Regions from separate parts of the Mus musculus genome. Here region 1 is linked to region 2. The links are chromatin loops, found by intact Hi-C in ENCODE. Cell type or tissue: heart. All regions are shown on one strand. Each heading gives the region's core, and the rest is flanking DNA. Links, peaks and the distances in the headings are about the cores only. Region 1 holds the start of Zmiz1 (zinc finger, MIZ-type containing 1). Region 2 overlaps Zmiz1os1 (a long non-coding RNA gene).

Evidence for each region. A loop is a pair of places that touch in the nucleus more often than their neighbours do. Peaks named below come from ENCODE experiments on the same cell type or tissue, not always from the same donor. Only the 100,000 strongest peaks of a DNase experiment are listed, where the experiment ranks them.
Region 1: a loop joins it to region 2, with 2.2 times the contacts of the local background. A loop is called at or near these places in 7 of 42 quality-filtered maps.

Annotation. Positions count from the first base shown.
Region 1 is chr14:25,446,419-25,460,018 of GRCm38, forward strand. Zmiz1 (zinc finger, MIZ-type containing 1) reads left to right here and starts at 12,767. Exons shown (of 24, transcript NM_001310666.1): 1 at 12,767-13,138. In heart, for the core only: no CTCF peak of the experiment used is centred there; DNase peaks (open chromatin) are centred at 4,883 and 8,053; H3K4me3 peaks cover 967 bases; H3K27ac peaks cover 6,422 bases; H3K27me3 peaks cover 374 bases.
Region 2 is chr14:25,389,151-25,406,039 of GRCm38, forward strand. The region is part of intron 1 of Zmiz1os1 (a long non-coding RNA gene); the gene reads right to left. It overlaps Gm32645 (a long non-coding RNA gene), which reads left to right and starts at 12,572. Exons shown (of 7, transcript XR_003951092.1): 1 at 12,572-13,208; 2 at 14,036-14,163; 3 at 14,411-14,582. In heart, for the core only: no CTCF peak of the experiment used is centred there; DNase peaks (open chromatin) are centred at 5,911 and 7,981; H3K4me3 peaks cover 766 bases; H3K27ac peaks cover 5,428 bases.

The DNA.
Region 1 (13,600 bases), core at 1,273-9,272, 54 kb after region 2:
TTTTTGTGTATTCTTAGTTCCTTTGCCCTTTCTTGGCTCATGTGTATAGCCATGTGTGTATATGTGTACATGAACATCGCGGCTGGGATGACCTAGTTCCCAGTTCAGACACCCGGCGGAGCTGTTCCTCCCTGTTCAGTCTCACTCTGCTCTGGGACGTCCTCAGTCTCTGCTGTTGCCTACAGCTGTGCACCCTCCTATAGGACACTCGTGGAAATGTCACTGGGGGAATGCACAGCTTAGGTCCCAGGAAGCAAAAGAGAAGGGGGAGATTTGGGACCTTCCTGCTGCCAGCTTCCTTGTTCGGTTCTAGCAGGCCCTGCGCTGGTGGCATTTAGCATGAGAAGCAAGCACTGGTCACATGGTTGCTGGTGTCATGGTTCTGGCCCCACTGCTGACCTACAGGCCCCTGGATGCTAGGGACTCTGTCTGGGAGGCTGAGGCTATGGAATTAGAGGCTTGAGGGCTGGTGGGCAATGTAGGGTGAAGTTATTCAGGTCCCTGTGATCTAGTGCATGATACGTTCTTCATATATGTGCCTTGTGTGATGTGCAGAGATCAGACAGGCTTGTCCATGAGGAGAAGAAAGTTCCTGTATCATGCTGCACACACTTGTGGACTTGGGATCATATTATACGCATAGTACACATGTTTGTGTATGTGTGTGTGAACACACATGTGCATGCCTATGTGTTAACAACCACACATGTAGGCATGTCTAATAACTTATACATTCAGCAAGGGGGTGTCAGAGCACCCCCAAGTACTAGGAGCCTCCCTGAGACTTATCTCCAATTTCACAGGCCAAACTAATCCACAGGTCCTTGGAGGAAGTCCATATCCATGGAGTCTCTCCCCAGGGCTTCTATGCACTCAGCTTACGCTGAGTCACTCTAGAAATGTTGGCTTTGGGGCCAAGGCTCAGATCCCCTGGGATCTGGGTATTAGCTACCTAACATCTCTGCCCCGCGAGTGGGTGCCCTTTGGGTGCCTAAAGACTCTGATGGACACAGAGATCAGATCTCCCAAGAAAGGCCTCCTTGCAATGACACCTTGGGGCTGGAGCTGGAAGAAGGAGCTGGGAACCCTTGAGTGGGAAGGAGGGGGTGGTGCGGGTAGTGAGCACCACCCAGACAAACACTCAGCATGCCTTGCTCAAGGGATGTCCAGCTGCCAGGTGCTGCCCTGCCCAGCTGGCTGCACCAGGAACGTGTGTCCCAGGTTCTGAGTCTCCAAGGTGCAGTTAGCCCAGCAATTCCATACAGGTGTCCTGAAATGATTTCTTTTAAAAAGGAAGGGAGTAATGACCACATTTAGTGTACTGGTTCCTTCTAGGAAGTAAGGGGTCGAAAGGCAGGTCTTCCCCAGTGTCTAAATAATCAGGAGCTTTTGGCCTGATGTGCTCATAGCTCACAAATAGTCTTCTATATGTAGGAAACATACTGTAGTAAAACTTTAATTGTGTATAAAGCCAGGTTTACAGGGATGTTGCAAGGCTGGGTTGGCTGAGAGGCCTCTATGATTCCCCTGAGGCTGGCATCCTCAAAGGTGCCCCAGCCTGCTGTGCAGCACTGTAGGGGCCTGGGCTCTCTTCCCAGCTCCACTGGGCACACAGTAGATTCAGGTCATCTCTAGAACAAGACTAGGTATGGAAAGGAAGACATGCATAGAAAGCCAGTGCATTCTTCACACGGAGTATGCATATCTGCCTGGGTCTTGTGCTCTCTGTACAGTGGTGGACTCTGATGAGCTGCTGTACCACATTCTCTCAGACTGTACCACATTAGTACCCAGTTCCTTGAGACACTATGCCTCCCCATTTGTAGGCCTATTACAGGGGCCGTGAGGACCGTAAGGGACTATGCGTGATCTAGTTCCCTTTGGCAATTATGGTTCTTCTATCAATGTTGGTCAAAACCAACCAAACAAAAACTACCCGAATAAAGCCTCTGCAGTTGGGGCAGGACTGCAGTCTGGACTCTGCTCTTAATGACCAGAGCCTCAGGTCCCAAGGGCACACTGGGCTTCTGTGTGACATAGAATGACCAGAGCCCCTCTGCAGAGGAGAGGGCAAGACCAGGAGAGGGAAAGTTCTGGCAAAGAAGAGTGCAATGCATATGCAGGCACGTAACCTGGACTCTGGTCTCCTGCCCAGGGATAAACCCCTTCTGCTTCATTATGGGTATAGTGGGCCTCACCCTGGGAGCTCTAATCCCAGCCCCAGTGTAGAACTAAGGCTCCAGCTCAAACTGGGTTGGGACTGGGGAGGTGGGGGTTGGGGGAGGATGCATCAAAAGCAGAAGAGATTAGCATCATAGAGAACCCCTGAGGGTGAGCCTGGATTAATTCACCCTTTCACCGCACCCCTCCCCACAGCCTTCCAAGCCTCCAAGGGCCCTGAGAGTCTGCCTGGGTTGGGGGAAGGGTCACTTTTCATTCTAGGGCCCTGTCACACACCTGAGACCCAGTTTTCACAGGAGAATGGGAGGAACACTGATTTGGGCAGAATTACAGAGGAAAGCAGGTCTCATAGTGTTCCTGAGACATATGTTCTTCAAGGACTCTTTAATGTACTCTATAAGGCCTGCCTTCAGGATCCATGGCTGGGCTATCCTAAGCTGGTGGGAGGAACAGGGTTCCGCATGGGTCAGCCCCTTTAGACACCAACAGAGCGGGCAAGCACTAAGCAATTAGCAACAGAAAATAGATGAGAAAGACTAGCAGACCTGGTATTGCCACCCCAATCCATGCTGGGTTCCTCTTGGCCCTACCTGGTTCTTCTCTCTCCCCCAAGTAAGTCCACCCACCTCTAACCTCAAGGGGTTCTAGCTGACATCTCCTGCCATCTGGTTCACCCGTGAACTAACTGCAAGGTCCACTCTTCATGCCTATTCTGCAGGAGAAACTACAACTTGGGATAGTGGAGAGATGAGCCCCACTTTAGGTGAGGTAAGAAATTAAGACTATGGAAGCTCAAAGACGATTTTAGAGAATCAGAACATCAACTTGGCCCAGGTCAGTCCAGCTATCTTTGCTCTATTCTGTCTTCAAAAGCCACTGCAGCTCACCGATAAGTGGATATTAGCTCAGAAGCTCAGAATACCCAAGATACAATTTGCAAAACACATGAAACTCAAGAAGGAAGACCAAAGTGTGGACACTTTGATCCTTCTTAGAATGGGGAACAAAATACCCATAGAAGGAGTTACAGAGTCAAAGTTCAGAGCAGAGACTGAAGGCATGACCATCCACAAACTGCCCCACCTGGGGATCCAGCCCATAAACAACCACCAAACCCAGATACCATGGCAGATGCGAACAAGAGCTTGCTGACAGAAGCCTGATATAGCTGTCTCCTGAGAGGCTCTGCCAGTGCCTGACTAATACAGAAGTGGATGCTCAGAGTCATCCATTAGACAGAGCACAGGATCTCCAATGAAGGAGCTAGAGAAAGTACCCAAGGAGCTGAAGGGGTTTACAGCCCCCTAGGAGGAACAACAATATGAACTAACCAGTACCCGCCCCCCCCCAGAGCTCCCTGGGACTAAACCACCAATCAAAGAAGACACAAAGAGAGACTTGAGGCTCTAGCTGCATATGTAGCAGAGGATGACCTAGTCAATCATCAATGGGAGGAGAGGCCCTTGGTCCTGTGAAAGTTCTATGCCCCAGTAGAGGGAAATGCCTGGGCCAGGAAGCAGGAGTGGGTGGGTTGGGGAGGGGGGGGGGAGGATAGGGGATTTTCAGAGGGGAAACTAGGAAAGGGTATAGCATTTGAAATGTAAATAAAGAAAATATCTAATTTAAAAACAAAAAAGAAAGACAAAGGAAAATTAAAAAAAAAAAAAAAAAGAAACAAAAGCCACTGCAGGACTGCCCAACAGTCTACTGAAAACTGTGAGCCTTATTCCTAGATGAGCCTCTGATGCCTCCACTTACAAGCTACCTTCACTCCTCCATCTATCTCCTTTTGTTATGTCCCGTGATCTTCCTCACATTGCTTGATCCATCAGTGGCCTCCCTGTCCCCGAGCAAAGGGTCTGGAGATGTTGCTTCCTCCCATGTTAACCACTTTATTTTTGGGGAGTCCCAAAAGGGCAATGCATCACTCCACCCTGTCTCTAGGCCGGGGTAAGGATGTGCAAAGGCTTGGAACGTTACAGACACCCCCACTCCCAGCCTCTATAAACTACATGCAACTCACACCCCCGACATACTGTGTCCAGCTCAACAGCTGGGATTCTAAAACAGGTTGTTCTGGATTCAGATCTTAGCTCTCACTCAGTATCTGCGTGACCTGTCTGTGCTTTAATTTATCTTTGTACTTGACTGGTTGGTTCTGGGAAAGGGTCCTCAGGCTAGCATCCAATTCTTGGTGTTTCCTCCTCCCTCAGCCTCTGCAGTGTTGGGATTATGGGTGTGTGCTACTATACCCAGCACACTGTCTGCTGTTGATGGAGAGAGATTAGTTCCAGTGTCCCAAGCTTGGAAGGATAAAATGCATCCCCATAGGTAAGCTCTTGGACTAAGACCCTGAATTTTGCATTGTTACATATGTGTCTGTTATAAATAGTATTAGAGTCTAATGATTAGACCACGAAGAGGCATTGGCGCAAGGTCTACCCAGAAGAGGATGGAAGTCCAGACAGGAACCGGAAAAGGGGTTTACATTTTAATCCCACTGAATAGCCAAAACCATCTTGAAAGTGGTTAATCACCAGGCCTGCCTGGAAGATAAAGAAACGGAGGTTCCCAAAGGTGTGTGAGCTCCAGAGAAAGCATAGCCCTTGTGCTGGGCTGGGATGGAAGGCCAGGTCACATGGCTCCAAAGTCCACACTTTCAACAACCAGAGCTGCCTCTCTGTCTGGCAGGGAGATAAGCCCTGTACACAAATAGCTGTAATCCGAGGTAGAAAGTGATAAGTGTCAAAAGGGACGATAAAGGCTTCGGGAGGCAGGGCTGCCCATGGCAGGAAGAGAAAGGGTGGCTGTCAACACAAACTCTGGAGAGTGGGGATCAGCCGGTCTGAGTGGGGTCTGGGAAGTGGACAGGCAGGGTAGGTGGAGCCAGGGGCAAAAGATACTGTGTAGCCACAGTACCTAGCACCACAGCCCGGGTCACCAGGGCCCAATAAATATTTGAGAAAGGAAGAGTAAGAAAGGGAAGAAAGGAGGGAGGGAGGGAGGAAGGGCAGAGAGGAAGGTGCCTAATCCATCTCGATAAGCCCAGGATCTACCCATCTCACAGGATTCAGATCAGGATGTGGAGGGATGTACATGGTCAGTGAGACGGTTTGCTCCATAGCAGAAAAAACTTCCAGCAGAGTCAAGCCAGACCAGACTCTTCTTGGGGGCCACCCTGTGTTGTAGCCTGCTTGTACTGACTCAGGAATGACAGCGGTTAAACTTTCACCAACTGTGTGAACTGCTAAGCATGCAGCACCAGGCCACTGTGGTAGGACTATTTACACTAAGGGAATCAACAGATACTACGAATCAGGTTCACCCCAGTCTGGAGAGCCAGGTGTTAAACATTTACTAGCACGCCACTGGGCAGAGGTCTGCTCTGTGAAGGAGCGAGCAGTCTATCTACTCCGGAAGGGTGAGAGAGGGGTGGGGGGAGGCTGTTACTTCCTGGGAAAAATGAGGCTAAGGTGTTCTTGCTTAGTGAGGGGCTCAAGTCAGATGACCCGAGAAGCCCCTCTCTGCCTTCAAGTGCCCATGAAAAGTTGGGTTTAAGAAAACACTGTACCAGGATAATTACTCATGCCAGGAAATCATTAACCACTTGACCTAGAAGGTGGGAGTAGGGCAAGGACCTAGAAACCATGGGAGAAGCTGTGTGCTTACACATGTCAGGAAAACCTTTTTCAGTCCACACAGCTAGGAAGACGAAAAAACCAGGGCAGGAGCCCAAGGCTGTGGGCCCTGGGTCCTGGGCTTCTTCTGGGGCACATGGGTTGAAGCTCTGGGATCAGGCCTGTCTGCATGGGGCCTGTTTGGCTGGTTTCCTCTATCAGAATTATCAGATAGATGGTGGTGGCATGGATCCCATCTGTCTCCTCTTTATTGGATCCCTAGAACTAAGCTCTGTATTTGACACAGCTTATAATCAACAATTATTTGTTGAATGAACCAAAGTCTCTGAGATCCTGTCTCGTGGCAACATCTGGGGCTAGGAGTGACATCTTTTGAAACATCACCTCGGTTGGTGACATGGAATCAAGTGATCAGAGTTCAAATCCTGACAAGACCCTGCCCATCCCCTATGTGTGTTATATTGGCCAAACCACCAAGCCATTTTCCTCCTCCTTCTCCTCCTCCTCCTCCTCTTCTTCCTCTTCTTCCACAAAGTGGATGGTACAATCTGCCTGCCTCCTGAGGCTGTTGTGGCACTTACACGGGACAGGAAGTGCTCTTTACAAACTCAGAAGTGCTTTTCCCAGGGGAGGAGGGCATGTAGGAAGCCAGTTCTGGTAGCAGCTTCCTCTTAGACCCTAGCCAGTGACCAGAATGTTGCTCTTGCAGGGCTGATCATTGAGGTAACCTGGGTCAGACTTGTCCATGGTCTGGAAAGGTCAGAGTTCCGGTGCAAGAGAGATTCTTCAAAGAGATGTAAGCAGAAGGTGATGGCCGTGGAGTCTGGGGAGCCCTTTCTGAAGAGCAAATGGGTAGCTGTCTCTGCAGAGAGCTGATGGATGTGCCTCTAGGCTCCCATTCCTCCACCCCTGCAGATGGCCTTCCTCCCTGGGGGGGGGGGGGTAGGAAATCCTCCCATGTTCACCCTGGAATTAAACCAGTGTTTAAAGTGATGTCCTAGAAGAGAGATTTTTGCAGCACCCTCAGACAGGTATCTACAGATCTTTCTTGATAGAGTGAGGGGCTACCTGCCAGGGAAGGGGTCCAGCTCATCCAAGGCTACAGGTGGGTGAGGAAGGAAACTATGATGGTGGGCGGTGGTCCTCCAGCCCTCCCAAACTGCACCTGGTACTTGCAGAAGGACCAAGGCAAGGTCTCTGGGTGGCTAGCGCCTACTCCATCCATCTTACTCAGTGGGATTCTCATTCCAGTTGGCAGCAGCCACAACTGGAAACAATGTTTCGGGTTCTCTTTTTTTCTTCTCTTTCATTTTAATTGAGGGGGGAAAGAACTGGAGCCACTCACTGAACAACAGCATCCTCAAGGCCTCTGGGACCATGTGTCCTTCCTAAAGAACACGGTTAAAGATGCTCCGAGGCAGGTTGCAGAGTGCAGGAATGCCTGTCACTTTGGGAGCCCAGATACTATCTGGTCTCTGTGATCTTGCACAGGTGCGTGTTCCACCCTCATCTGCTTTTCTACAGCTTCCATGAGAGCTTGCCTTCCAGGCACCTGTCCAACAGCAGTGATTTTTCTTCCCCAAACCTAAGAAATGGCATCTGATCTGGGCAGTCTTTCCTGGGAGCCTGGTCTCTCCATGTGTGCCCCATATCGCCACTGTACTTACTGCTTGGCAACTTGCTGGGTGATAGCATAGAGCAGTGAACCATGCTACCCCTGGAGGTACCAAAAAGCCTCGGGTACCAAAGAGCTCTCCACCGTGAGGTATTACACTAGTGACTGAGATTTTCAGGGCCTCAGTTTTCTTACCAGTAAAATGGAGCCATTAGTACTAATCCTCAACTCAGGTGAGGGCCAGAGTTCAAGCTACTGAGGACCTGGCCCATAGCAGGAACTGAACAGGCAATCGCTATGGTCACATGGATATAGAGGCAGTTTGGCAGCACTCAGGGATGGAGATGACGTAGACATCTTGGCTGGTGATATTATCAGAGCAGGCTCCTGAGCAGGTGGCTGCAGATATGGACTGGAAGGCTGGCATGGGTGTGTCTTAGAAGACAAAAGGAGCTTGTGCAAAAGCATGCAAGGAGTTGTATGCATGCGCTGGTGGCTCTCCTGGAAGCCACTAAACATGGAGCGCGTGAAGACAGGTTAGGGCAGGAGAGTGTGAGAAGCCTGCATATGTGAGACGCCTGAGCTCTTTTACAGGGAGCCGGTGCTGCAGAATGAAGGCAGGAAGTCACTGTGCTCCACCTTGGCATGCTGAGTTCATCTCCCCAGCTGTCCTTCACAAACCGGTCCCAGCCTGCTGCTTGGCAGAACTCTAGTTGTAGGGAGAGGGCGCTGCTGCAGGAAGTGGCCCACCTTTTAAGCTTTCTCTGTACTTTCCATGCCTGTGGCCCAGGGGAAGCCACCGCCTCTCTCTGTAGCACATCTTAATCACTCATCGAAATGCCATGGTGAGGATCAGAGGATGGCACGACAAGATGACACATCCTAGCTGGGTATATGATGGCTCACAGCTGTAATTCCAGCATTCAACCAATGCAGAACTCTTTGAGTTCAAAGGCCAGTCTGGGCTATATGGCAAGACCTTGTCTTAATGTGCCCCCAGCCTCTCAAGAAACCAATACAGATGAGACCCAGAAGGCCATAGTTCTGGGAATCGCACACTGGCACATCGGCTTTCTAGTGTTCGGAAAAGGGAGAAGAATCTAGTTGGAACATAGAGGTTTTGTGCTAGAGGGTCCAGGCTTTCTGTGCTAGATCAACTATCTACTCCTAAGATATATAGGTACAGAGCTGGGCAGGACTCCAAGGTTCCTGCTCAAGCACAGGTGAAGACTAATTATGTCCCCACTACTCACTGACCTAGAAGGGCTTAGACAGACAGAGACCAGTTCTTAGCAGGTCTTCCTGAAGCGCTCCAAAGGTCACCTCATCTGTATCATCCCTGGTAATGCGATGAGCTCGGGGTGCAGCCGGACCTGGAACCCTACCCCAGAACATCCAGGTAATCTCTGTGCTCTTCCATCAGCCTGGAGATACCAGGTTGGAGACATGGAAGGAGAGGGGAGCGGTGAGTTCCATTTTCACATGCCTTTTGGCTCCAGAGCAGAGAGGCAGGAACTGGCACCTGGTGGCAGCCTGGTCCGGAGGCCATATTCACTGCACGCTGCACAGATCCTCCCATCAATGCCTCCCTCTTGGCCCTTGGAATCCTTGCTTCCTGGGATTCAGACTCGGCCCCCACCTCAGTCTTGATGGGTAGGAAACTAGAGGCACTTAAGCCTGCTGGAAAGGTGGGTGTAAGCAGAGCCTGCATTCCACAACCCCCAGTCTGGTGGGTTCGGAAGCTGCCTTCTGAGCCAGGGGGAATACAGGAACCTGAGTCGACTTGACAGAGTGGACTTTCCATCTCTGTTTCCACCCAGGCCCTACTGCTGCTGAAGCTGAGACTGGGAACTCAGGGAGTAGACAAACACCAAGGCTTGATCAGTGTTATGAGACTTAGCCTTTAGTTTACAGAGGGCTCAGAAAGGGAGAACAACTTGCCCAGGGCTACACAGAATTTCTGGATAAGAATGCAGAGTGGCTGGCTAACAAGATGCCTCGTTAATGAGAGTCTGAGCAGCATGTGGACAAGATTGACAGTTCACTTTCCTCTGGAGGGGACAGTAGTGTCCCTAACTGCAGGCAGTAAGTGAATGTCATGATGTCCTCACTCAGCACACAGTAGGCACTAAATAAACCATCCCTTCTAGGACTCCAGAGGGGGCCAGCTGGCCCAGTAACCCCTTGAGCAGAGAAACAGAGATAAGGAGGGCCTGGGAATCCCAGTGCTTCAGGTGTGGGCCCTCAGAAGAGGCCTGGGTGTGAGTTCTTAGATTTACTGCCCTCAAGCTGTCATGCTTGGTGGGCGGGGAAGGCTGAAAGCAACATGGGCTCTGTCCTGCTAGACTCCTCCAGCCTCTGCAGCTACTTCTGGATTTCCAGGTGTACATGTAGGCTAGAAATAAGGGGTTGGGTACCAGCAAGATGGCTCACCATTGGTACACCCTATCAAGACTGAGGATCCAAGTTCAATCCCTAGGACCTACATTGGTGGAAAAAGAGAAATGATTCCTCAAAGTTGTCCTCTGATCTTCATGTGTGTCCCTCCCCTCAAATAAATAAATAAACGAGATGTAATTTTTTAAAGAAAGGGGATGGGACAGGCCTTCTTCTGGGCAGGAGCTTTTGAACATGAATGTTCACCATAGGTCACCATTTTCTCCACTTCTTAGAGGTGACTAGCTCAGGTTACTTACAAATTTGGAGAAAGACCCACAGAGCTGAGTGCCCTGACTTGGTGGTCATCAAGGGAACGGGAGCTGGCCCTGCTGTTGTTTGGGTCTATTCTTGCATCTTAAGGCTGACAGGGGCTTTGGTGCTGAGGACGGTGGTGGCCTCCTGGGTGTGCTGATGCTGTGCCTGAGAGCAGGATGCCTGTGGCTTCTTCAGCAAACTGATTTCTCATCTTTCAAGTCCAGCTTTCCAGGATTTCTCAGACTGCCCTGCCCAACCCGGGCCATCCACAAGCTGGGGTGGAGTCGGGGGAGGTATTCTTCTTGTTGTTGTAAATGTACTGGGACCAGGCCATTCCAGTGTCCCTAGAGGTCTGGAAGTGATTTCATGCCACCCACTTTCCCCGGGGATACTCAGCTGCCACCTGTGGGTGGGTGGTGGAGCAAGTTGCTAACAGTTCATCTCTTGTGACAGGTCCGAGGACTGAGGCCAGAAATGAGCACCGCCCCCACCCCACCCCCACTTGCACCCGAAAGCAGCAGGAGTCAGAATTTGCCTCCAGAAAGGTAGCTTCCCCCCCCCCCCCCCGCACCCAGATACCCTTGCCCAATGTCCCTGTGGACCTGAGCTGCAGTCTACCCTCAGGAATTCCAGGCTGAGTTCTCAGCTGCCAGACAGTCACAGCTTTGAGAATGGATTCAAAGCGAGCAAACGCATTTTGCCTTCTTGTCTTGGTGATGGAAGGAGTGATCTCTCTGGCCCTGAAGGAGTTCAAGCCGAGGTCAGATCAGCCAGCCCTCTGAAGGATATTCTAAACTGGGGGTCTGTGATGGGGGGAGCTGTCCGGCCGGCTCCCCTGTCGGCCTGCGGTGCGCTCTGATCACCACCCAGGAGGCTCAGGACTCACGAGTCTGCGTGGCACGTCTGCGCTCCCCTGCGGACCTCGTCAATCAAACTGCCGCCTTGGCGAGGCCAAGACTTCATCCGCCCGCCCCAGGCCCTGAGAAAGACCCCCGCCCGGGCTGCCTGCCCAAACCCGCCCCCAGCGGTGTCATTGTTCTCTGACGTCACGCGGCGGCTCCGCCCCTCTCCCCCCACTTTTCCTCCCCACCTCCGGTTCCCCCGGCTGGCGGCCAAGCAGCCTCCGACGACCCGGCAGTGCAGGGCTCCCCCCGCGGCCCGGCCAGGGCTGCGCCCCCTTGCGCTCTTCCCAACTTGCCTTTGTTATTCCAGCTCCCTTCCTCGCCTCGCCTCCGACACCGTGGCTGCCTGCAAAACGCGGAGCACGGAGTTATCGCCACACCTGGAGTCCCTAGCGGGCTCAGACCCAAGCCTCCCCCGCCTGTCCTGAAGGGGAGCGCGTGCGCGCGCGCGCGCGCGCGCGGGTCCAGCCTAGACGCTTGTTGTCTTTAGGACTACATTACCTCTAATCGAGAGGCGGGTGGGGTTGAGGAAGGGATGTGGAAGAGTAAGGGGAACATGTGTGGTATGTGTACGCGAATGTGAGAGGTAGTGCACGGGGGAATGCCTCGTGTTTTGTTTTGTTTTTAAACGTACCGGGGGTGGTGTACACTATATTTGTGTGTTCAATTGTATGACTCCAGGTGCACGGGCATAACTGGGATGGAAAGTGTGTGTACAAGTGTGTGGAGGGGGTCATGCGTGCTATGAGAAGTATGCGTGCCATGCTGTAAGGTAGGCGCAAACCCGTTTGCCGTTTGTGTAGGAGTTTCTGTGTGAGTGGTAATGGACAAGAGCCAAAGGGAGTGCGCACTTGGATACACTTGGGGGCCGGTCTGTGAGGGGAACCTCCGCAAGTGAGCGCACCTAACTGCTTCGTGAGTGCTCTTCGCCACTGTAGGAGTGGAGCCCAGCCCTGGGCTGTGGGCTTGGTTGGGTTATTTCCACCTCTGCAAAGCGGGAGCGCTCGGCTCTCAGCGCCCCAGGCGCTCCCTACCAGGCACTAAGGCGTCCTTGCTCTTAACTTCAAGTAGTAGTGGGTATTTATGGTTCTCGCTGCACCTCTCGCTCTTTCTCAAGATGTCAATGGAGGCGCACTTTAGTCTCCCCTGCGTCACCGGTGGTAGTGAAGGTTAGGGTCCTCTCACCCTCTCTCACCCTGTTTTAGGAATAATCCCAAAATCTACATGGAAGTTTCGCACACAGTGTCTCATTAGCAATCCAGTCACCCCAATTCAGATAGCTGACAGCACCTGAGGTCTCAGTGCACTCCTGCAGGGGACCAGTAGGAAGCGGGGTACGCCTTCTGGAAGTAATTTTGCTCCTACCAATGTGATCCCTTCCTAGGCACATCAGTCTCTCCGCTCCAAACTTATGGGATGCGGAGAGGGGGGCGTTAAAGAGCAGCGAAGGGAGGCGAGAAGAGGGACGAGAGTGAACGAGCAGCAGAGGAGGGTGAGGGTGGCGCGGTGCCTAACAGGGTTCGGAAAAGAGCTGAGACCTGGGAACGGAGAAGAAAGGGAGGAAAAGAAGGGAAAGGAGAGAGGCGGAAAGGAAAGGAAAAGAGAAAAGGAGAGCGCAGCGAGCGCGCAGATGGAGAGCGAACCAAGGCAAGCAGAGCTGCGCGCCGGAGGCGCGGCACTCCGCTCCCGCCGTGACTCCGTGCCGGCTTTTGCGGGAGGCCGGCGGCGCGGGGCCCTTTGGAAATAGAATAGCCAATGTAATCTGACACTTCAACTTGCTCGGCTCCGGGCGAGTTGATTCACTTACTCACCCCCTAACGCCGAGTTCCTTTTCACTGTCTGTGGACATTAAAAAAGCGAGCGGCGGCGGCGGCGGGCGCCCGGGAGAGCAAGCTGCCGGCCGGGCGAGCAGCGATCCGGCTGCAGAGCAAGCGAGCAGCGCCCGCGCAGCGCGCTGACCCTAGCCCCGGCCGGTGAGGAGCCGGAGCCGGAGTCGGAGCCGAGTGGATTTCCGCGCTCTCGCTGCGCTCCTCCCGGCTCCAGCCTGCCCTACACGGCGGTGGCGGCGGCGCGTCCTCCAGCGGTGGCAGTGGTGCTCGCAGCGCCCGGTAAGTTTGGGGACAGAGCCAAGCGCCCGTTAACACCGAGGCTTCCACCCGCTCCCGGCGGATCATCGGGGTGCGAGCGCCGTGTACTATACTAGGGCTTTCCTCTTAAAGGTTTAGCTCTGGCCGGGCGAAAGAAGCCAGCCGTGCAGGCTCGGCCCGCTGCTCTGGCCGCCGGGGGCGGAGGCTCTGGCCACCAGCGAGCGCCCAGCTTGTGTAGAGCGGCTCCGGATGAGCGCGGGGACCCGGGGTTCTTCGGGTGTACGGGGCGCCGGTGCGGTTGTGCGCTCGGACTCGGTGCCCGCCTCCTGCCGGCGCGCCTCCCAGCCGTCGCTCCGATCAGTCGGGAGCCAGCCGGGATACGGATTCGGAGGAGGGAGGAGAGGACCCGGGAAGGACTGGCTGCTTCTCCCTTGCCTCTTTTGGAAAGATGTGAAGTTGTGCTCCTGTGTGCGTAGGAGAACC
Region 2 (16,889 bases), core at 4,076-12,075:
CCTGAGCCTGGTTGTTTAAGGGCCTGGGTAGGCAGTCCTACCCACAGAACCTGAGCCTTTAGTCTTCCTTCTCTCCCCTTCGTTCTAGAAATGGAGCCCAAGCAAGTCCAGGGCTCCGAGGACCCAGGCAGGCATCCTAATGTTAACCTGGAGTGTCTTCAATCAAGCAGAGTTCCCCCTGTCTCCAATCCCTGAAGAGCCCTCCCTTTTTGCCCCAAAGCAGTCAGGCTCAGTCCTGGAGCCCTTCTTCAGTTCCTGCTCACACCCCCTTCTCACAGTCCCCAGCAGAGTGGGAAGGAGAGCTTTCTGCCCCTCCCCTAAACTCTGTCCACATGCCCTCCCCACCCGGGGCAGGGGAAAACCCACGTGACCCTCTACTCCAAGCAGAGCAGGCAGCTGGAGAGCAGCTCCCCTTCAGCTAACTGGAGGGTCCTCAGAGGCCATAGCCTTTCTGCTGGGGTCTGGTGGAGAGAATCTAGTGACCCCATAGGCACAGCTGGAGAGAATAAGCTACACAGGGAGGGAGGGAGGGCCCACCTAGGGTCTCACACACATAAAGAGTCTGTGGTTAGACCATGATGTTCAACTCAGGCAAATCAAAACAAGGGTCTATCACAGTGTAAACACTCAAGTCATCCCCTCCCTTCCCTCCTCTCTCTCTCTCTCTCTCTCTCTCTCTCTCTTCCTCCCTCCCTCCCTCCCTCTCTCCCTCTCTCCCTCTCTCCCTTTACCCCTTCTTCTTTTCCTTTCTCCCTCCCTCTCCCTCCCTTCTTCCCTTCCTCTTTCTCTTCTCTCCCTCTTTCTTTTTTCCCTCCCTCCTGATTCCTTTCCTTCTTCCCTTCCCTTTCCTCTCTTCCTCCCTCCCTCTGCCTCCCTCCCTCCATTCTTTTCTCCCTCTCCCTCCCTCCCTTTCTTCCCCACCAAGTTTGTTAACCACAGAGGGCAGATGTTCCCTCTAATGTCCCTGAGTTTCAAGAAACAAATCACCCAGAAAACAAAACAGAACAAACACAATGATCATGTGATCAGCTGCTGGTTTTTTGTTTTTTGGTTTTTTGGATTTTTGTTTTTGTTTTTTGTTTTTTGGTTTGTTTTGGGTTTGTTTGTTTTTGTTTGTTTGTTTTGGGGGGGTTGTTCTTTTGGTTTTTGGTTTTTGCTTTGCTCACAAGTATAAGTCAAGACCTGGCTATAAAGCCAGAGTCAACTCTACCAGCCCCAGCTGAAGCTGCTCAGTCAGATGCTGCAGGAGCCTCTCCCAGGAGAGCACACTCAAAGGCTGGCAAGCTGAACTGCCTAGGCTGGGGCTGGGTTCCTCCCCACAGACACCTCTGATGGGCTCTTCTGTGAGCCCCTTGGACTTCTGGAGGCTGAATTTCAGTTCTGGTGCAGAGTCCTGCAGCCAGGATGCAGTAACTACTAACTCCTAAAAATCTGGGCCTAGAGACCTACACAACATTGTCTGCCATATTTTACTGGGTAAGAACTTCCAAAAACCCACTCCCATTGTATGCAAAAGAGGGCTCATTAAGAAACCACTAGAATGATCCATACGAAGGCTTTAATAGCGCGCGCGCGCGCGCGCACGAGAGAAAGAGAGAGAGAGAGAGAGAGAGAGAGAGAGAGAGAGAGAGAGAGAGAGTGCATTCAGAGGCATCTGGAAGAGTTCAGAGCAGAGAGAAAAAGCAGCAGACTGGACAAGGCCAGGGAAGCCAGGTGTGGAAAAGTCGTGGCTATGAGGGGGACAGTAGCTGGGGAAGGGAAGTCTGTGAGTTGGGGCAGACCTGGGGGTTTAGAGGAGATGTGAGAAGATCCTGGATTTCAGTGTGGAGGCTTTGAGATGTATGACAGGGACTTTTGAATGGGGACTGCAGGAGCCTGGAGAACAGCATGGCTTTGAGATCATGCTGCAGGTGTATGTCAATGGAGAGGCACATGTCCTTCTGCCAAGGGCCAGGAAAATGGCTACTCTTGGCTGACAGAAACCATTCACAAGTTCCTGAGGAGTGCTGACTTTTGTCTAATTGCCAGAAATCCTTCTAGAGTTCAGCTCAAATTGAGCCAAGACTGTGATTTCTGGACATATGCACTTCCTGAGACCTAACATCTCTGAGAGGTATATCAAGGCAGTAAGTAGTTTTTCTGTTTGTTTGTTGAGACAGGGTTTCTCTGTGTAGCCCTAGCTGTCCTGGAACTCACTCTGTAGACCAAGCTGAGCACAGATCCACCTGCCTTTGTCTCCTGAGTGCTGGGACTAAAGGCGTGCATGACCATTGCCTGCCTAAGGCATTCATTTTAAGACTACCACAGAATAAAGGATTGGGATACAAAAATCAATTGTATTTCTATTAAGTAGTAATGAACAGCTGGAAAATAAAATTAAGAAAATAACCTATTCATGCCACAAAACAGAATAAAATATTTAGAAATAAGCCAACAAAAGCAACAATTATACTCAGAAGACAAAAAAATAAATAAAAGAAAAGAAAATATTAGTGAAAGGAATGAAAGGACGCACAAATAAATGGAAATCTAAGTTAGTGTTCACAAATGGGAAAGCAAAGTGGTTAGGATGACAATTTCCCACCAAAAAATCACCATCAGAATTCCTCTCACATCTGCATCAAACTCTCAACAGGCTGTGCTCGCAAATGCTGCCAAGCTGATCCTACGGTTTATGTGGGGATGAAGCAGGGTAGAAGGGATCTTACCAGCCAGACAGTCCAGGGCCAAGTGGAAGCTGCACTAGAGTCTATAGCAGAGTCATGGCAGGACTGGACCAGCGCAGAGACAGACAGGAGGTCAGCACTGCAGAGTGCTGTCAGGAGATTCTGTCTCTGTCTCTGTCTCTCTCTGTGTCTCTCTCTGTGTCTCTGTCTCTGTCTCTCTCTCTCTCTCACACACACACACACTTGCACGCGCACTGAGTCACCTTTCAACAGACTATCAAGTACATCTAATGAAGAAATCAGAGACTCTTCAATAAGTGATGTCCCAACAATTGAATAATTATCTGCCAAAATGAAAATATCCACTCAGATTTTCTTTTTACTCCACATTGTACATCAAATTATTCAAAATGGATCCATGCTCTTAAGGTAAAAACTAAAACTCTACAGTGTCTGGGAGAGAAAAGAACACAAGAGAAACTATTTGTGACTTTGGATTAAGTAAAGATTTCTCAACAGTGGCAAGAAAACACCATCTATAAATTTTAAAAATGATGTCAGACTATGAAAGTGATGAACTTTGACACCACATCTAGGGGAGGTGGGTTAAGAAAATGAAAAGGAACATGAAGGAGGGAGCATGGCAGCATCCAGGCACGCATGGTGCAGAAGCTGCGAGTGCCACCTCTTGTTCTGTAGGCAGCTAGAAAACTGGCATCTAGGCATCTAGGACTAAGAATTTAAAGCCACGCCCACAGCAACACACCTACTCCAACAAGGCCACACCCACTCCATCAAAGCCACACCCACTCCAAGGCCACATCTACTCCGACAAGGCCACACCTCCTAATAGTGCCACTCCTGGACCACGAATATACAAACCATCACACACTGCTACCCCAATGCCCAAAATAAACATATTTCTTTTGAAAAGGAAGTGAAAAGACAACTACAAATAGGAAGAAAACGCTTGCAAATAAAAACTAATAGTGAAGGAGACATATTGAGGATATACAAAGAAAATCTACATCTCAATGAAACAAACAACCAGAGCAGGGTTAGCTCAATGGTGGAGCCTATGCATAGCGTTCCGGGGGGCCTTGAGTTCAATTCCCAAAGGAATAGAAAGAAAGAGGGAGGGAGGGAGAGAGGGACGGATGGACAGAGAAATAAGCTTGTTACCAAAGAGAAACAAATGAACCACTAGTCCACGAGAAGCAGCTCACTGTCATTAGTCAAAGGGGAACATGAAGGAAAACCACAGGAGACACCTCATGTACCTTATAAAAAATGGCTCTAACTAAATTAAAAAAACTTAAAAAGCAGGAAGCAACAGGCGTTAGAGAGAAGGTAGAGAAACTGAAACCTTCACCCACTGATAGTGAGCATGCAGAACTACGGACTTACTGTTGTGCTTGGCCTTGTTTTGTCTTGTGAGATGGGGTCTCACTTTGTAACCAGAGCTGCCCTTGAACCCTTGCGCCTTCTGCCTCAATCTCGGGAATGCCAGGATTCCAGAGTGTGCCACCACACCAGGCTGCAATTGCCATGTTGGAGGAGCGCCGGATAATTCCTTAAACAGTGTCCACTGACCATATAACCCTGCGGTATGAGTCCAGGAAGAAATGGAAATCTACAACCACACAAAAGGATGGTCCATAAGTGTTGGACATAGGATTATGTGGAATCGTCACACCTTGGAAGCAGTGCAAATGTTTGAGAACTGGAGACAGAAAGCACTAGAATACTCCTTATCAATGGGAAAGAGATGTCGCTAGAGAGCCATGCCCCCTGAAGCATTACACGCCGATAAGTCAGACACAGAGACGTACCATCCAGGAGGCTAAGATGGTGACTTGCTGAGGGTGCTTACTACACAAGCAAGAGGGCCTAAGTCTGGTTTTCCAGCACTCACATAAAAATGAGCCCGGCTGTGCACATCTGAGACCTCAGTGCTAAAAGTGACAGGGCTTGAGTAGAGACAGATGGACAGACAGACAGCCTAGCAGAGAAAGAGCAAGCTCAGAAACAGACTCCTCAGAAAATGAAGTGGAAAGAGAAGTTGTAGAAGACATATCATACTGACCTCCGGTTTCCATATGCACACACACACATGCATATTCACTGGAACATACATGTGCACAGCCACACACATAAACATATGTGCACGCAAAAAAAAGTCATAATGTTTTAAGTACATTAATGATTTTGTATTGGGCCGCATTCCTAACTGTCATGGGATACATTGGCCTGAGGGAGTGATTCCCAGCCTTCCTGATGCTGTGACCTTTTAATGAAGTTGCTCATGCTGTGGTGACCCCCATTAAAATTATTTTCATTGCTACTTCATATCTGTAAGTTGCTTACCTTATGGATTGTAATGTAAACATTTTTAGAGATAGAAGTGTGACAAAGAGGTCACAACCTACAGGCTGAGAACCATGGCCTAAGGCCAGACCTGGGTGCTTAGTAAGGGCTTGCTTACACCCCACCCCAGGGACACTAATCAGAAACAGACAAGGGTGACCAACATCTTTCCAAGTTATTTGGATGCTCTTCAACACTGGAGTCCCAATACTCAAAGTTCACCCCAACCTGAGTTAGCAAACGCACTGTGCAGGACCATGGCCAGCGGTCCTAAAAGCCACCACTAGGCCTCTGTCCCCTCCACACAGCTCTCAGCATAAAAATCACTAATGAGGGAGAAGAGGCTGGAGAGATGGTTAAGAGCACTGGCTGCTCTTCCAGAGGTCCTGAGTTCAATTCCCAGCAACCACATGGTGGCTCACAACCATCTGTAATGGGATCTGATGCCCACTATTGGCATGCAGGTATACATGCAAATACAGCAGTCATAAACATAAAATAAATAAATCTGAGAAGGAGGAGGAGGAGGAAGAAGAGGAAGAGGAAGTAGATAACACCAGTGGGGATGTTTCCAAGTTCATTTCCATTTCCCCACAGGAAACTTTCACCAGAATGAATCAAAAGTTGAACCAGCAATTTCCCCCGCCCCCCATGAGTTCACACACACACACACACACACACACACACACATACTCGTGTGAGAAGCATCGTGTCCAAGCAGTAAGACAGCCTGGCTGTCTTGCTTTGGCCCCTCACCTGTCAGGCTCGGCTCTACCCCACCCAGGCACAGCCTGCCAAGGCAGTGAGTAGTGATAGGTGGCTATTGTCTCTGTGTCTTCTTTGGCAGACAGAGCTCTGACACTGGAGCCTGACAGCCTCTGAGACCTTTGTCTCCCAGGCATGGCCAGTGGCCATAATTGATATGGATGTCAGGGCTGCCGTCCTTGCCCAAGCTGGCAATTAGCGCTTGTGTTGGTGGCTGCCAGGGATTCCTGATGCTGCAGAGCAAAGACTTGTCAGGTTTGTGGCCACGCGGCTCATTATATCGGGGACATGGGCTCCCTGCCCCCACCTTCTCTGATCTCTCTGAAGCAGAGAGGGTAGCTGAGCCACCTTGTCACTTCCATCCTTTGTTCAAGAAGGTAGAGTGGAGCTGATGGTGACAGTCCATCTCCATCTATAGGTCCTGGGTCCTACACAGAGTGACCAGTGGGAAGGCTGTGAGAGAACTCAGGGTTACCAGACAACTACAGCAGTGAGGGGCATATGCCTTCAGGAGTCGGGCAGGCACAGCCCATACAGTAACATGGCTGGGCTGGATGGCACTCATGCTCAAGTCCCTTGTCAAAAAGGTGAGCAGCGGGCCAGATCCAAATTCTCTAAACTGTGGGTCACATCCACTAGTAGCACAGATAGATAATTTAGTGGACCAAGGCATCATTTTAAAGACCAAGAACAGGAGCTGGAAAGACAGTGCAGTGGTTAAAAGCATTTATTACGCTAACAGAGGACAGACATTGGGTTCCCAGCACCCACATGGTGGCCCACAACCATTTGTAGCTCCAGTTCCTGGGGATCCAAAACTCTTCTGACCGCCAAAGGCTCCTACTTGAATGTCACACACACACACACACACACACACACACACACACACACACACACACACACACATAATTACATATTTAAAAATAAATAAAAATGGCTCAGTGGATAAAAGCTAACCATGCAAACATAAGGACTAGAGTTTGCATCCCCCAAACCCACATAATAGCCAAGCAAGCATGGTAGCCATCTGTAATCCTGCCACTCAGGAGGCAGAGATCGGGCAGGGGGTTCCTCAGGACAAGGCTAACTAGACCAGTTGGAACTGAAGAACTTTGGATTAAGTGAGAGACCCAGTGCCAATATATAAAGTAGGGAACAATCAAGGAAGCCCATAAATGCTAACGTCAGTCCTCATGTGCATGTGCACAGAAACATACACACATTCAAGCATGCACATGCGCACATCACTATACAGAGAGAGAGACAGAGACAGAGACACAGAGAGAGACTAGAGTAGAATAAAAGCTAGAAGATTAAAATAGAGTAGACTCACATGCATTTCCTGAACTGAAGACAAGTGCAGTCTCCTTAAATTTTGTTCAATTATGCACGCATAACATATAAATGAGTGTTGTACAACACAAAAGGTTTCTCGGGTTGTAGGTTCACAACCCACAAGTGACAAGGATGGGGCTGGCTACTCCAACCATTCCAGGGATCTCGGTTAAAGAGGACTCTAGAGGAAGTTAAAGTAGAGGAAGGCTCAGGTGTCTTCAGGAAATTTCCAGATTTGTTGCAGTAAGAGGTAAGCAAAGCAGTCGCTTAGGGCCAAGGGTTCCCACCTGCCCTTCCTGGCCCAGTCCTTTAAGCATCTGTGAACTGGGTTGTCTGGGCAGGAAATGAGGTGCCTCTGCTGGCATCTTGGGTGCAGGCCTCCTTGCTCCCTGCTTGAGAGCCAAGCCACACTAAATGAGGGATGCTGGGATACAAGGACTCTGCTAGTTCTGTGTACATGCGAAGGAATAGACATCAGTGTAGGATATTGCACAGAAGCACACAGCAGATCCCATCACAATCATGTAACACCTACATCTAACCCAACAACAACAACAGCAACAGCAATCTATCCTGGTGTGTCAAGAACTGCAGAATCCCTTAACTTCCAGGGACCATTCACAGAAAACACCATTCACTGACCCCTGCCTCGCACGTGACAGTTTACACTGCACTTTCCTGTACATCTTATACACTCATCGCTGTAGGGTCCTCCTCCCAGCTCCCAAGTCACAGTTGAGAAAACAGAAGCCCAGAGATGCCCAGCAGCCTGCTCAGGGACGTGCAGCTAACAAGAAGATTAGCTAAGAGGCCACTCAGCCTGCCTGAGCTCAGCCCCACCCACCTCCGCCCTATTTATTAAACCACGCCTCCCTGAACAGTTTGGGATCTGACAAGCGTAGTCATTTTGGAAAAAAATCCCCTGCCAAGCCAAGTCAAATTTGACAGAGTTCAATAAGGGCTTTATATTCTCTCTTTGCTATTAAATCATACTTTCTTTTAAAAAGCTTGAAGCTACACAATTCACTACTGAAGCAGCCTGTTCCAGACGCTGGTAAGGTCAAGACTGGTTTCCACCCTCAAAGTGTGCCTGGCCCCACCCCCGCCCCGCCCCCTGCTACCCCAGTGAGGCTGTATGGGCCCTGAAGACAATTATCTGCCCTGAAAGCCGGCCCCTCTCCAGACAAAGGCACTCCCCCACTCACATTTATCAGTTTTATTCCCTTAATGATTCAAACTTGTGCTGCGATGTGCAGCTCAGAACGGAGGGTTTCATGGATTTAACAGTTTTATTAATTTAGGAGGTTTCCACTGAGCGCCAGAATGGCTCAGTGTGACAAAGAAGGTATCATAAATGAATTGATTTGTCACGTATCAGAATGTGATCCAGCAGAGATTTCATTATTGGAGTTATTTTCCTCCAATTATCTGCAAACTTAAAATGCTAAAGAGCACCCCCCTCCACCCCCACCCCCAGCAGCAGCCGGCCTGGATCATTTGAGCAGGAAATAAATGGAAATCAATGGCCCAAATTTGCTGCCACATGCAAAGGCCGCCCAGCCTCCCTCCTCCCTCTGTGTAGCCACTTGGGGAAAACAAAGCCAGGGCACAGAGGCCACAAAGGCCACCTGCAGCCTTGAGGCATGCTGTGCCTGTGGGACTGAGTCTTATCCCAGGGCCCTGGCCCCAGATGACCAAAGAACAGCGCTAGGCAGCAGCCTGCCTGGCAACACCAGCAACCGAGCACAGGGTGGGGGCTGGGGGTGACTATGGAATGAATGAGTGCTGAGCAGGGAGCCTGGATCATCCCAGACACTCAGAAACTGTCACACCACATCAAATGTGGGTTCGCTTGCACTCCCAGGCCACCAGATGCTGTTAGCCTCGGCCTGGGGATCCCCACTCACCCCAGCCCTCTCCTCTACTGTCCAGTCTTTCACTGCAGGCTGGTCCCTCCTCCCCTTGGGTCCCTGCTTCCTCTCTGGCCCAGGTTCCAAGCCAGCCTTTCCTATTCCTGCCCACTGAATCTCCTATCTACCCCACACAGCCCCTCCTCCCGTGCCTCAGTTTCCTTATCACCAAGAGGATCATGGGAACAAACTCTAGCTCCCTGCTCAGGGCATTTGTATACAACACACCAGTCCTTCTTTGCCACTAAATTTGAGGTTGTGCCAGGCACCCATGAAGATCATGGAGAAAGGTGGAAACCACTTGCCTTCAGGGAGCAAGCCCCCTTTCATAAACACACAGAGATGAACCTGGGACTCAAAGCCTGACATTCGGCCTAAAGAATAGGACTCCAGGTTGACAGGGCTAGCTAGCTGCAAGGGAGAGACACCTAGCCAGCACCTCTAACATGAGAATTTTTTCACCTACCCCTTTGGAAAAGACACTAAGCCTGTTATAACCAGCTCAGTGTCCAGGGGAGGACAGCAAGAGCCACTTACTGTGTGTGACACCTTTTCTAGGTGCTAGAACAGCTTGGGCCCTTCTCATTTCTTCCTGAGGATATTTTTTTGCAAATGGAAGGGAGAAAGGTCCCAAAATAAGAAATGAGCTGTGTAAGGTCACACTGCCCAACCTAGCCCAGGTCCATGTGACCGGAGAACACTTGCAAAGATGTCGTCCCCCTGCCATCCCCAACTGCACTGGCTTCCATCCCGGTTAGTGGCAACTGTCATCTATCTGGTAGAGAATTCAAAGGCTGAAATCAAGGCCAAGAGGAAACAGAGCAGCGCCAGTCCCCAGGTGAGGGGCAGGTAGGGACAGGTAGGCCAGATCCCACTTGGTCCCTTGTTCCTGGAGTATCTTCATCTGTCCCGAGAGCAGAGGCAGAAAGCACATGGAAGACTGGAAAGCTCCCTGCCTAAGATGCTGTGTGTGTGTATGTGTGTGTGTGTGTGGGGGGGGTGTTGGGGAGGCAAGGACAGGCCTTGGGTCACACATGTTGTGCATTCAGGAAGCACACTTGGGCCTCTTTCTGTCCTCAAGTGGGGCTCTGCATTTAGACCCTTCCAAGTTACTCACACCCCTAGAGGGCAGAGGCAGTGCCCACCCATGTTTGTCAGCAAACACACTGGCAAGGCTGAGCATACTCAGCTGCCCTACACTGTACCTTCCCTCACAGGAGCCTCTCAAAGAACCAGGGGCTGGGTTCCGGTGATGAGGAGAACCCCGCTCTACAGCAAACCATAACCCCCCCCCCTCCCAGCTCGACAGATAAGCTCCTTGCACACAGATGTTAGTTATACTCTGACACAGCCATGTGTACACACTGGCCAGGTCCTGTGTTCACACAGATCAGGTCTCTCCTCCTCCCCATCTCCTTCTCTCTGCTTGCCTTTCCAGCTCCAGAAAGCCCAAGAGCTCCTAAGGTCATGGGCAGTGCTGACAGATGACAGGCAGCCACAGAAAGCCAGGGGGAAATGAACAGGTCCCAAGTTTAGCAAGATGGCTCCCTTCTGCCTCTAGGACTTCATCACCTCCCTGACCTCCAACAGCCAGTAAAGGTGTTTAATTCGTGTCCTACTAAAAATAGCTTCCTAATGGAGTCCAAGGCTCTCTCTGAACATTAGTGCGGTGACAAGGGACGTTGGTCTCCATTAGCCGATCCCTGGGCATAGAAATTCTCATTTTTCCAGGGTGGGCTAATGTTTCTGAGAGTCCCACTTCAGTAGGGACAAGGGACATACTGAAGACACTAGAACTTGTCACTAGGCCACCACAGACAAACAACTGCCAACCAGTAGCTCAGGACAAAGACTTGGCCCCACAAGCCCCAGGGGAATGTGTGAGTCTCTTGCTTGAGATTTCATCTGAACCAGCTAGCCTGTCTTGCACTGGCCCAGAGCTGGCTGCTGTGTACACAAGGGAAGTCTTTGAAGTCTCCTTTGACATATTCTCATCTCTCCCTAAACCAAGGGTCATACAGGGTACTGAGGCAGACACAAAGAATAATGCCCAACCCTCAGGCCTGCCAGCCGGGTCAAGGGCTAGACAAAGCAGTAAGAAGCTGGGGACTCAAGGCCTCTGAGGTCTTTCTAAAGGAAATAGGGGGTGTAAAAATGTATCCAGGGTAGGGCCCTCAAAAGTTATAACATTCTTGTCAGAAAAAATCCAGGAAAGCTTCTTGGAGGAGATGGCACTTGATCATTCTTGTTCCGTTCCGTGTTTGCATAAACAAAAGACGTACACTTATTTTTTGGAGCTGTGGTGTGGGGTTGGATAGGACAGAACCCAGGACTTTACACATGCTAGGCAAGAGCTCTACCACTGAGCTACATGCCCCAGCACTAACAGAGAGGCATTTCAGGGGCTGTGAACCCCACCAGTGCTGACTTGTAGAATTTCTCTTAAGATTCATTACTGAATCTTCCAGGCACAGCCAGACCCTCTCCACCATTCCTGGATACACTGTGGAGTTCTGACTCTTTCCAGTGTAGACCAGATTTCCCAGGGTAACAGCTGAAAGATGTCGAGTCAGTTAGAGCCATTCAGGTAAACGTCCATCTTCTCCCTAACCCCAGCCCTAAACATCACCCCATTCTACCTACTCCCTCCCTCCCACGGGTCTCAGCTGAAGCCACCTCCTCCAGGAAGCCCTCTCTGGGTGTAGCATTTCTACCTTGCCCCACTCAGTGCCTGAACTGTATGCCCCTTACATTTGAACTGTATTTCCATGTGGGGTTTCTTAGTCTTGCTAATTCTTAAACTTTCTTCCAGACCTTGAGTTTCATGAGCCTTGAGGCCAAGCCTGCACCCTGCCCTTGCATTCCCACAAGCGTGGCCAACACATACCTCTTCACACACACTTTCGTTTTCTAAGATTCCCATTACACAGATAGAGAGACTGAGGACCCAAAAAAGGAGAAGCAACGCCCATCATCCAGTGTCAGCTGCAACGTGCAGCTGGAGGCCCCGGCCTCTCAGACCCTCGTTCCCTCGAGCTGGGAGCTGAGTTTGAGACAGACAGCCCGAAGAGAAATCAGTTCACCTTGTACCACAAGTCAGATCTATCCTGTTTTTCTGAACAACTCGTGTGCACAATGGAATCCATTTTACAACTGTTGCGTTCAGGCAAACCAGCTTCTCTGATAAGGCTTGTTGTCCACTTTTGCCTCAGGAGCGCCAAACGCCCAAGGTCAGAAAGATGAGTTGACAGAAGGAAAAGACGAATGCAGACCCTTTGCTCCTCTCTCCACGAGAGCCCCCTGCCAGAGTCTCAGTGTGTCCACTGAAGAGGGCATACGGGGCTTCCCTGCCTACTCCCTGTTATGGAGTTTGGAGATCCGCCCCCTGAAACCTCTTATCACCACACTATTGGTATTGGCGTCTGTCTATCTGGACCTGTTCATCTCCAAAGGCCCACACCCAGGAGGCTGCAAACTCAGTCTCTTCCTCTTTGGGTATTCCTGGGCCCTTTATCTGAGCTCAGCAAATGCTGTCGGGTGCGCCCTCTTCCTATGTAGTTGCTGCCTGCCCACCCTCTGCCACGCCATGGTACTTCCCAGAATGTCTTGTGCAGGGCAGGAAGTGCGGCCCCTCTGCTTCCTCTCAGAAATCCCATAAGCAGAGAGGACAGTGAGGGTGGGGTCTCTCAGGAAGGGCTCTAGCTACTGTTGTCCCACAGTGCCTTTCCTGTGAGCATACAGCATTACTCTCCATTGTCCTTCAACCTAGTTGTCACTTCCTCCAGGAAGTCCTCTCTGATTACTACTGCTGCTCCCAGGCCAAGAACCCTGCTAATTCAAGGACAAGCGCAGAGATTGGGACTTCACCTAAGAGGCCTTGGGCGAACCAGAAGCACATAGTGGTGCTGTGAAGACCCCGTGAAGCTGAAGGGCACCTGTGCAGAGAAGCAACGAGAACCAGTGGCCTCTGTCCTCGGCAGACAAGAGGTGGTGGTGACTGGCAAGAGGCAGGGGACAGTGAGGCGAAGAGGAAGCAGATAAAACCAAAGGACAGGAAGGACACAGACCTCTGGGGTGAAGACAGAATGAAGGGATCTAGTGGGTGGTAAAAGCCCAGCAGACACCTGAGTAATGGAAAGTCACTATCCTGGCACTCCCAGAGGAGGTAAGAATTTCCTGTGACAGCCATGAGGCTGAGTCAAGCTGCAGTATACCTAGTATTTTTGTTAAAGATCCCTTATGTGTGCACGGGGGAGGCAGAGCCAGGCATATCTCTAAGTTTGAGGCCAGCCTGGTCTACAAAGTAAGTTCTAGGGCAGCCAGGACTATCCAGAGAAACCCTGTCTCATGGGATGTGGGGTGGGTGTAGAGGGTTGAGGGTGGATCCCTATGTGCAGCTAGCCAGAGAGCCCTGGGACAATGAGTCCCTCTGACAACCACCTTATCCAATCAGAGTCCCTCTGACAACCACCTTATCCAATCAGAAGGAAGAAGACCTTACTTGAGACCTCTTCCTCTGCTTCTCCCAAGAGCCCCCTGGAGTTGAGGCTTCAGACAGACTCAGCCTTCACAGCACCTGCTCTTGCCCACTGCCTGCTTAACCACTCTGCAGGGGTCATCCTGCTGGCTAAGACCAGGGCTGCAGAGCCAAGCCTCAGGCCTAGCTTGGCTGTCTGTGGCTGTGGATCCTCTGCTGACCATCTGCTGACCATCTCTAGGACTCAGTTTCTCCACCTTTGGGAAGGGGATGTTATTAGTTGCCACCCCGTTAAGTGCTTTCGGGCTCAGAGAAGTGGCTACCGGGCTCCAGCAATGGTTTGGTCCCGAGCCTGGCCTAAGAAGTTCAGGACATAGCTGCAAGGCTTGTCTTATTTCTGAGGTGTCCAGGATGGCCTCTGGTCTGGGAGAGGAAAGACAACAAGCTCTCTAAGCCCTCCTTGCAGCCCACCTGCTTGTGAATGTATTCTAAAGGTTTTATATTTGCTCCCACAGAAGCTGATGGGAGGTGTAATGGCCATTGTCAATAATGGTTGCCCCTCGGGAGACTGACAGCCCAGCAGAATCTCAGGACACCGGAGGCCATACGTGTGAGGTCATATCTTCCCTTGAGAGCTGCAGTGGTAATCTTGTCCCTCCAGAATGTCCTGTGATGAGCTCTTCAAAAAACCAGCTCAGAGTCCTCCCCAGCCTCCAGGCCCCGCTGCTGACTGAGCTTACCGCCTACCACCCCCAGTGCCTCCATCCCTAGACCAAGAGGTGCCCTGCCCATGACTGTGAACGTGCCTGCTTCAAGAGTGCGCTCAGGCCTTTATCATAGAAGCAGTAGCCAAGCACTGATCCCAGCTTGCCGCCTCCCTCCCCATGCAGCTCAGCGAGCCCACAGAAGCCAAACAGAAGCAGGACAGAGGGGAACCATCCAGCTTCCTGCCAACGTGCTGAGTGGACAGACGGGCTTCAAAAGACAGGAGAAGAGGGAGAAAAGTGGTGGCCTTGCCCGTAAAGAGCACTGATGCCCTAGGGACCCATCGCATCCAGCAAGGTGAGATGAAGTAGACTTAGCTGGTGCTGCTTCAGGGAGAGTGGGTACCCTCAACACTTCCCCTCAGGGAGAGTCAGTGGGCTGGGTCGAGAGGAGGGTGGCCAAGGGTCTCCAGTTATCAGTAAAAGGGGGGGGGGGATTTCGAAGACACAGGAAGCCTAAACCTCGAGGAGGGGAAGAAGGCTGAAACAGTCTGTGCCTTGGCTAGAGATTCAAGTAGAACCGAATTAAAATGACCTCCTCTTGTAATAGTAAGTCATGTCCTGCCCACCTGTCGAATGCGAGTGGCAGTCACTTGAGAGTTTGCATGTGCGGACGCCTGGCACTAACCTCACCTACATTAGCACACTAAGTGTGTCTCGGAATGCCACAAGGAAGCAGCCGTTATTCAACCGGCACTTTACAGCTATTTTTACTAGGGCCCAGAACATCATATGTTCTCAGGTCCCATTGTGAGGTCCATGACAGGCTTCAAATCCAGGCAACCAGGTTGTCTGCCAGCCCTTGGCCATTCCCCTCTGCTGTCTTTCCTCAGGCCACCAACATCCATACCTGGGGCTTCTCAGGGTCACTTCTCAGGCTCACTCAGGGTCAGGGGCTTCCAGAGTCACTCATAAAGTAGGAATAAGTACAGTTGTCATATGTGAACGTAACTCATTCACACAGTAAATCTGTGCAGGATCAGGGTTGCAAAGCCGTTTACAGAGGAGAAAAAAAGAGGCCTAGCCACCTGCCTGGGCCACCATGCTTGCAAACTGCAGAGGTGGGAGCTGAGCACACATTGTCTGGCTCCAGAGCCACCATTTTGCCGTCTGAAAGGATCTGCCCTGGCCCTGCATACAGCAACAGTGGGGGTCTGTGGGGACCTTTGCACTATCCACTTGCATCTGTCCTTCTCTCTAGACATAAAGTTTTATTCTGCAGAAACTGAGGTGGAGTCCCGCATGTCCCCTGTGTGGTGGATTCTGGGCCACACTGTCCCTACCTGCTCTGCTAGTCTGGCCAGGAAGTAAATAGGTGGGTAACCCAGAAGCGTCCCTTGGTCCAGGAAAATTGAAAGAATCTGGAAGAGGGGGCGTCTTTCAGAGTACAGGTGAACATAGGCTAACCAGAGGGTAACCCTTGGGTGAGGAGACATGCCTAGAGGAAGAGGGCACCTCTGTTGAGTCAGAGTGACAGATGGGCTGGCAGGGTGGTTCAGTGGGTAGGAAGCTCTTGCTGACTACTGCTCAACAACCTGAGCTCAATCCTTAGAAACAGAAAAGAACTAACTGACTCCCGAAAGCTGTTCTCTGACCTCCACACATTGTGAGCCCTAGGCATTCATACACGTGCGTGTGTGTGTGTGCACACACATGCATGCACATGTACACACACACACACACACACACACACAAACAATCAATAAGGCTTTAAAACATTTAACAAAAAAGTAAATGGGTCAGATGCACTAGCCCACTGGTGAATTACGGCAGCCAACAGATGGAAGAAGGGCTCTCAGGGCTTCTCATTCTAAAATGTCCCTCCATATTTGTTGGGGACAGAGTGACAGGGAACAGCCAGTGGAGACATCAAGGTCATTTCTGGCACACAAGTCTAAGAGAATGACAGGAACAACTCCTCCCACCCAGGGCCCAGCCCATCCCTAGCTCTGTCTTGGCAGAAAGCCTGGGCCGTGTGCCTGGGCTCACACCAGCTTCCAGCCACCTGGGAACACACCCCTTAAATCATTACTACCGACTGTGGGGGTGGGAGTCTCTGATGATGACTGTCCTTTCAGGTTGCTTGTCTACAGCATCATAACCTGGTACTCTGGGGGTAATTAACCAACAGGGCTGTTTGTCCTTCATTCGGAGCTGGTGTGAGTCTGAGTGGGAATCTGTCCTTCTTCCCAAGAGTGGAGGTGGTGGCAGACCCTATGTATCCTTGAAGCAGAGTGACACCATCAATAAAGGCCCAGCCCAGTGCCATAGCCCTACACCAATGCTCCCAGGCCATCTTCCCAACAGACATTCCAAATTACACATCTACCTCTGAGTGTCCTGGACCTCTCCCCAGAATGTCTGGTCATCCTCATTCATAACTCAACCTGTCCCTTCAGAGTGTCTCTCTGACCCTTCTGTGGACAGAAGTCAGCCTGGATCAGACTCAAACACTTACTGGCCAGTGAACATCTCAGTGTTCACAATGACCCCTTGGGCAGCTACTCCAAGGGAAAGCTCACTTAAAGAATGGAGACCTAGTTCGATGATTTCTTAGGCTCTGATGGTATTTGGGTTAGCAGAGGTAGGCCTTGATCTAAGAAGG